2 separate regions of the Homo sapiens genome follow, and region 2 is linked to region 1. A link is an interaction called in ENCODE POLR2A ChIA-PET data of the cell type or tissue named here. Cell type or tissue: B cell. All regions are shown on one strand. Links, peaks and the distances in the headings refer to the core of each region. The heading gives the core; the rest is flanking DNA.

Region 1 (2,913 bases), core at 195-2,694:
CTCAAACGATTCTCCTGCCTCAGCCTTCCAAGTAGCTGGAATTACAGGCACGCATCACCACACCTGGCTAATTTTTGTATTTTTGGTAGAGATGGGGTTTCGCCATGTTGCCTTGGCTGGTCTTGAGTTCCTGACCTCAAGTGATCCCTCTCAAAAAAATAAAAATAAATAAAATTACTATTCAAACCTCATTGCTTAAAAAAGGGATTAAAACAGACTCTAAATCAGCCGGGTGTGGTGGCTCATGCCTATAATCGCAGCACTTTGGGAGGCCAAGGAGGGCGGATCAGTTGAGGTCAAGAGTTCAAGACCAGCCTGAGCAATATGGTGAAACCCCATCTCTACCAAAAATACAAGTTAGCAGGGTGTGGTGGCGTGCGCCTATAGTCCCAGCTACTGGGGGTGGGGTTGGGGGCGCGGCTGAGGAGGGAAGATCGCTTGAGCCTGGGAGGCAGAGATTTCAGTGAGCCGGGATCCACTCCAGCCTGGGTGATAGAGCAAGACCCTGTCTCAAAAAAAAAAAAAAAAAGAGGTCGGTCACAGTGGCTCATGCCTGTAATCCCAGCACTTTGGGAGGCCGAGGCGGGCGGATCACGAGGTCAGGAGATCGAGACCATCCTGGCTGACACGGTGAAACCCTGTCTGTACTAAAAATACAAAAAATTAGCTGGGCATGGTGGCGGGTGCTTGTAGTCCTAGCTACTCGGGAGGCTGAGGCAGGAGAATGGCGTAAACCCAGGAGGTGGAGGTTGCAGTGAGCCGAGATCACACCAGTGCACTCCAGCCTGGGCGACAGAGCGAGACTCCGTCTCAAAAAAAAAAAAAAAAAAAAAAGCTTCCCAGATGATTTTGAGATGGCTGGTTTACAGACTGATATTTAGGAACTATTGGCCTAACTCCTCATTTTATTTGCAGAGTTGGAGATAAAAATAAAATTTTAAAAATAACAAAGGACAAATGCCTAATTTTATAGATGAAACTCAGGCTCAAAGAAGGGAAATGAATGTCATGCAAAGGTATGAACCATAGACTAGACACCAGGAAATCCAAGTTATAGACCTAGTTCTGCCCCTGTGTGACCTTGTCTAAATTATTTAATCTCTCTGGGCCTTGGTTTCTTCATCTTTAAGATGATTTTTGAGGACTCTTAAAACTCTCTCTTTGTATTTATGAAATGCTTCGTTTTTCTGACTGTGATATTCCCGTGAATTCTCTAAGAACTATTGAGCTTTTCTTCCTCTTGTGTTCTTATATGTGCCTCCCTCTCACTGTGGCTCTCTTCTTTTGTTACCGTGCTTACCCCTGGATTTCTTTATCTTACTTCTTTCCTTTATTCTGTGATTCTTAATAGTCCAAAGAATTATCATTATAATATTAGGTTTTCCTAAGAAATAAGGTAAATTTTTGTTTTGTTTTGTTTTTTGAGACAGAGTCCTGCTTTGCTCTGTTGTCCAGGCTGGAGTGCAATGGGGCGATCTCGGCTCACTGCAACCTCTGCTTCCCAGGTCCAAGTGATTCTCCTGCCTCAGCCTCCCAAGTAGCTGGGATTACAGGCGTGTGCCACCACACCTGGCTGATTTTTGTACTTTTAGTGGAGACGGGGTTTCACCATGTTGGCCAGGTTGGTCTCGAGCTCCTGACCTCAAGTGATCCACCCATCTCAGCCTCCCAAAGTGCTGGGATTACAGGCATGAGCCATCACACCCGGCAGAAATAAGGTAGAATTTTAATTTTGCATTGAAGCTTCTACAGTTGTCACTTCCTTAAAACCCCAAATCTCAATCCTCATTGGTACTTTCTCAGCCTACACCAGTCATTGGTGATAAATGCCTTTCATGAATCCCTATTATAGTTAGTACTTTTCCTTTAACTTGATTATATAGGACTGCATTGTATTGTCTTCTAATAAATTTATGGAGGTTAAAAGTCTATGATCTGACAGACTTGGATTTGAATCTCAATTCTGCTGTATACTGCGTGACTTTGGGAAGATTACTAACAAGTCTTTCTGAGCATGAATTTGCTGAACCATGAATAAGCATACTTGAGAGAGTTGTGAGGATTGTCAAATACTAAATGAGATAAGCCTCAAACAGCACCTGATACATAATAAACACAATAAATATCGAGCTCCACCTTATCTCCCAAAGTAGACTTTTGTAGCCTTCTGAGGATAGCAATCATTTATAATGTTTGTGCCATTATACATTATTGCTGAACACATTTTAATTGCTTGACCTCCAATTTCACCAATTTCCTTTGCGCTTACATTGGGAACATTAAGTGGTTCAAAATCCCCAGGATCAAGATGTGGCAAGGAGAATTTAGGAAAGCTGAATCTGTAGAGGGAATATCTGAGTGGGAGTACCTGCTCCCTGCTGAAAAGCAGTCTTTTTTTGAGATGGAGTCTCACTCTGTCACCCAGGCTGGATTGCAGTGGTGCCATCTCAGCTCACTGCAACCTCTGCCGCCCGGGTCCAAGCAGTTTTCCTGCCTCAGCCTCCCGAGTAGCTGGGATTACAGGCTTGTGCCACCACTCCCAGCTCATTTTTGTATTTTTAGTAGAGACGGGGTTTTGCCATGTTGGCCAGGCTAGTCTCGAACTCCTGACCTCAGGTGATCTGCCCACCTCAGCCTCCCAAAGTGCTGGGATGGCAGGCGTGAGAGCCACAGTGCCTGGCCTGAAAATACCATCTTAATGTGTCTTGTAGCTATAACCTTGACACCTAGAGGACTGTGATTATATATTTGTTAAATGAATATTTTTCAATACCTATGGTTGTCCTAAATGTTGGATATTTAATGAAAAAAAAATTTTTTTTTGAGATGGAGTCTTGCTCTATTGCCCAGGCTGGAGTGCAGTGGCACAATCTCAGCTCGCAACCTCTGCCTCCCAGGTTCAAGCCATTTTCC
Region 2 (2,913 bases), core at 235-2,734, 92 kb before region 1:
AATCTTGACTCAGCCACTTCCTGGCTATATGACCTTGGGCAACTTACTTAACCTTTCTAAACATTGATTTCCTCGTTAGTAGTGGGGAGAATAGTTCTTACCTTGCAGGGATATTGTGAGGTTTGAATAAGATAATACGTATTAGCACCTAGCATATGTGAAACATGCAGTGGATACTCAATATCCGTGAGTTGTCTTTTCTTCCTTCCATTCATTCGGGAGATGCTTAGGGAAGCAGATATACCAGATTCAAAAGGATTTAGACCCTCGCTTGGTCCTTATGTCCTTTTCTGTAATGGTATTCTCACCTTTGGGAAATGAGAATTAGTAGGGAAGGAAGTGTGCATATAGCCAGGTCCTGTCTGTTTTTAAATAATCCATCTTTTTGATTTTAGATTAAAATTTCTTTTTACAATATATAATTTAGGCCAGTAATCCCAGCACTTTGGGAGGCCTAGGTGGGCGGATCGCCTGAGGTCAGGAGTTGAAGACCGGCCTGGCCAACATTAGTGAAACCCCATCTCTACTAAAAATACAAAAATTAGCTGGGCGTGGTGGCATGCGCCTGTAATCCCAGCTACTTGGAAGGCTGAGGCAGGAGAATCGCTTTAACCCGGGAGGCGGAGGTTCCAGTGAGCTGAGATTGCGCCACTGCACTCCATCCTGGGCGACAGCGCAAGACTCTGTCTCAAACAAAACAAAGCAAACGACAGCAAAAACATATAATTTATGACAGGATAAATGCCATTTTTTTTGACCAGCTGGGCAACATAGTGAGACCCTGTCTCATAGTAATAACAATAACGAAGTACCACAAACTGGGTGGCTTAAACAACAGATATTTATTGTCTTACAGTTCTGGAGGCGAGAAGTCTGAAATCAAGTTGTCAGCAGAGTTGATTCCTTGTGAAGGCTGTGAGGGAGAACCTGTTCCATGCATCTCTTCTAGTTTCTGGTTGCCTCAGATGTTCCTTGGCTTGTAAATGATGTTCTCTCACCGCCTTCACATCTGTATATGTCTGTCTGTGTTCAAATGTCCCCTTTTTATAACACTAGTTATATTGGGTTAGAGCCTTTTCGAATGACCTCATCTTAAGTTGATCATTTGTAAAGACCCTATTTCCAGATAAAGTCACATTCACAGTCCCTGGGGTTAGGACATCTTTCTGGGGGATACAATTCATCCTATAACAAATGGTTTAGGGCCGAGCACGGTGGCTCATGCCTGTAATCCCAGCACTTTGGGAGGCCAAGGCATGTGGATCACCTGAGGTCAGTTCGAGACCAGCCTGGCCAACGTGGTGAAACCCTGTCTCTACTAAAAATACAAAAAAATTAGCTGGGCGTGGTGGTGGGTGCCTGTAATCCCAGTTACTTGGGAGGCTGAGGCAGGACAATCACTTGAGCTTGGGAGGCAGAGATTGCGGTGAGCCAAGATTGTGCCACTGCAGTCCAGCCTGGGCAACAGAGCAAGACTCTGTCTCCAAAAAAAAAACCACACAAAAAACAAACAAAAAAATCAAAACAAATGGTTTAGTCACTTTGTAACCTGGACAGAGGAGTGAACATATATGAAATTAACTTTCTTTGGTCTTTTAAGATTTATTACTAAGATTTAACTAGAGTTAAAACTTTCCTTGTCCTGTTGGCCGGGTGCCTTGGCTCAAGCCTGTAATCCCAGCCCTTTGGGAGGGTGAGGCAGGTGGATCACCTGAGGTTGGGAATTTGAGACCAACATGGCGAAACCCCGACTCTACTAAAAATAACAGAGTAGCTGGGCATGGTAGTACACGCCTGTAATCCCAGCTACTTGGGAGGCTGAGGCAGGAGAATTGCTTGAGCCCAGGAGGCAGTGATTGCAGTGAGCTGAGATCACGCCACTGCACGCCAGCCTGACAACAGAGCGAGAGACTCTATCTCAAAAAGAAAATAAAAGCTCTTCTTGTCCTGCTAATTCTGCATTTTGATTTTTGGCAGCATTTAGGAAAGAGCTGAGGTGGACCTGGTGTGTAGCGTTGGTGGGAGTTCCTTCGTTTTCTGGGCTGAATGATTTAATAATAATATAATAGTGGCTTTCATTAATTTCTTACTATGTGCCAGGAATGGACTGTGTTAAGCACTTTATATACATTAATCCACTTAATTCTCATGATAACCCTGTGAAATAGATTATCTCATTTTGCAGAGGAGAAAAGTGGGTCTCAGCCAGTGAAATAACTTGCTCAAGTTCTCTCACCCAGTAAATGGTAGAGCAGTCATTTATGTGTAGCTCTGTTGGACTTCAGAACTCCAGCTCTTAACTCAGTATATACTTTTCCTTCACTTCCTTGAATAGAACTGTTTGGCTTGAGTCTCCTTTTCTCTAAAAACTCCTAGTTCTGGAATGGTGCCAACTTAAGGGGTCAGGGAAGTGACCTTTACTTGTGTTCCTTTGAGCTGTTATTGTTTTCATTGGGAAAGAGAATGTGAAGTCAGTTCACATTTCTTACCTACTGGTTGCAGTCTTGCCATGGGGCCCTAGTCAGATGTGAGATGTTGTAAGTTACTTAAAAAAAAAAATGTCCTAGTGATTAAGAGGAAAAAACATAGGCCTGCTATGTTTATGTAACTCTCTTTTGTATTATTACAAAATTAAACATGTTCACTGTAATACATTTAAGCAGAAATTACAAAGAAAAAAGTAAAAATTCTCTTTTCTAGTCTTTATTTTCTCCACCTAGGCCCACTGGTCAGGGTAACCACTGTTCAAGCTTTGGTTTGTATCCTTACAGGTTTTTTCTTGCCAGGCTTGCTTTGGAACTGCACCTTTACATCCTTTATATTCCTTTAGGTTGGTTGTGTCTCTTCTTGACTCATGAGCCTTACCTCTTATTTATTTTTATTACCATACATCTGGCTTACATTTTTATTTTT

The links. Peaks named below come from ENCODE experiments on the same cell type or tissue, not always from the same donor. Only the 100,000 strongest peaks of a DNase experiment are listed, where the experiment ranks them.
Region 2: POLR2A ChIA-PET joins it to region 1 with 6 read pairs; 10 of 35 experiments call an interaction of 5 or more read pairs at or near these places.

The regions. Positions count from the first base shown.
Region 1 is chr1:39,217,371-39,220,283 of GRCh38, forward strand. The region is part of intron 1 of MACF1 (microtubule actin crosslinking factor 1); the gene reads left to right. Among named protein-coding and RNA genes, the nearest start is that of MACF1, 14 kb to the left of the region's middle. RefSeq lists silencers at 211-260, 381-430. In B cell, for the core only: no CTCF peak of the experiment used is centred there; no DNase peak of the experiment used is centred there; H3K4me3 peaks cover 313 bases; H3K27ac peaks cover 1,094 bases.
Region 2 is chr1:39,125,303-39,128,215 of GRCh38, forward strand. It overlaps a transcript of MACF1 not described here. Among named protein-coding and RNA genes, the nearest start is that of MACF1, 78 kb to the right of the region's middle. In B cell, for the core only: no CTCF peak of the experiment used is centred there; no DNase peak of the experiment used is centred there.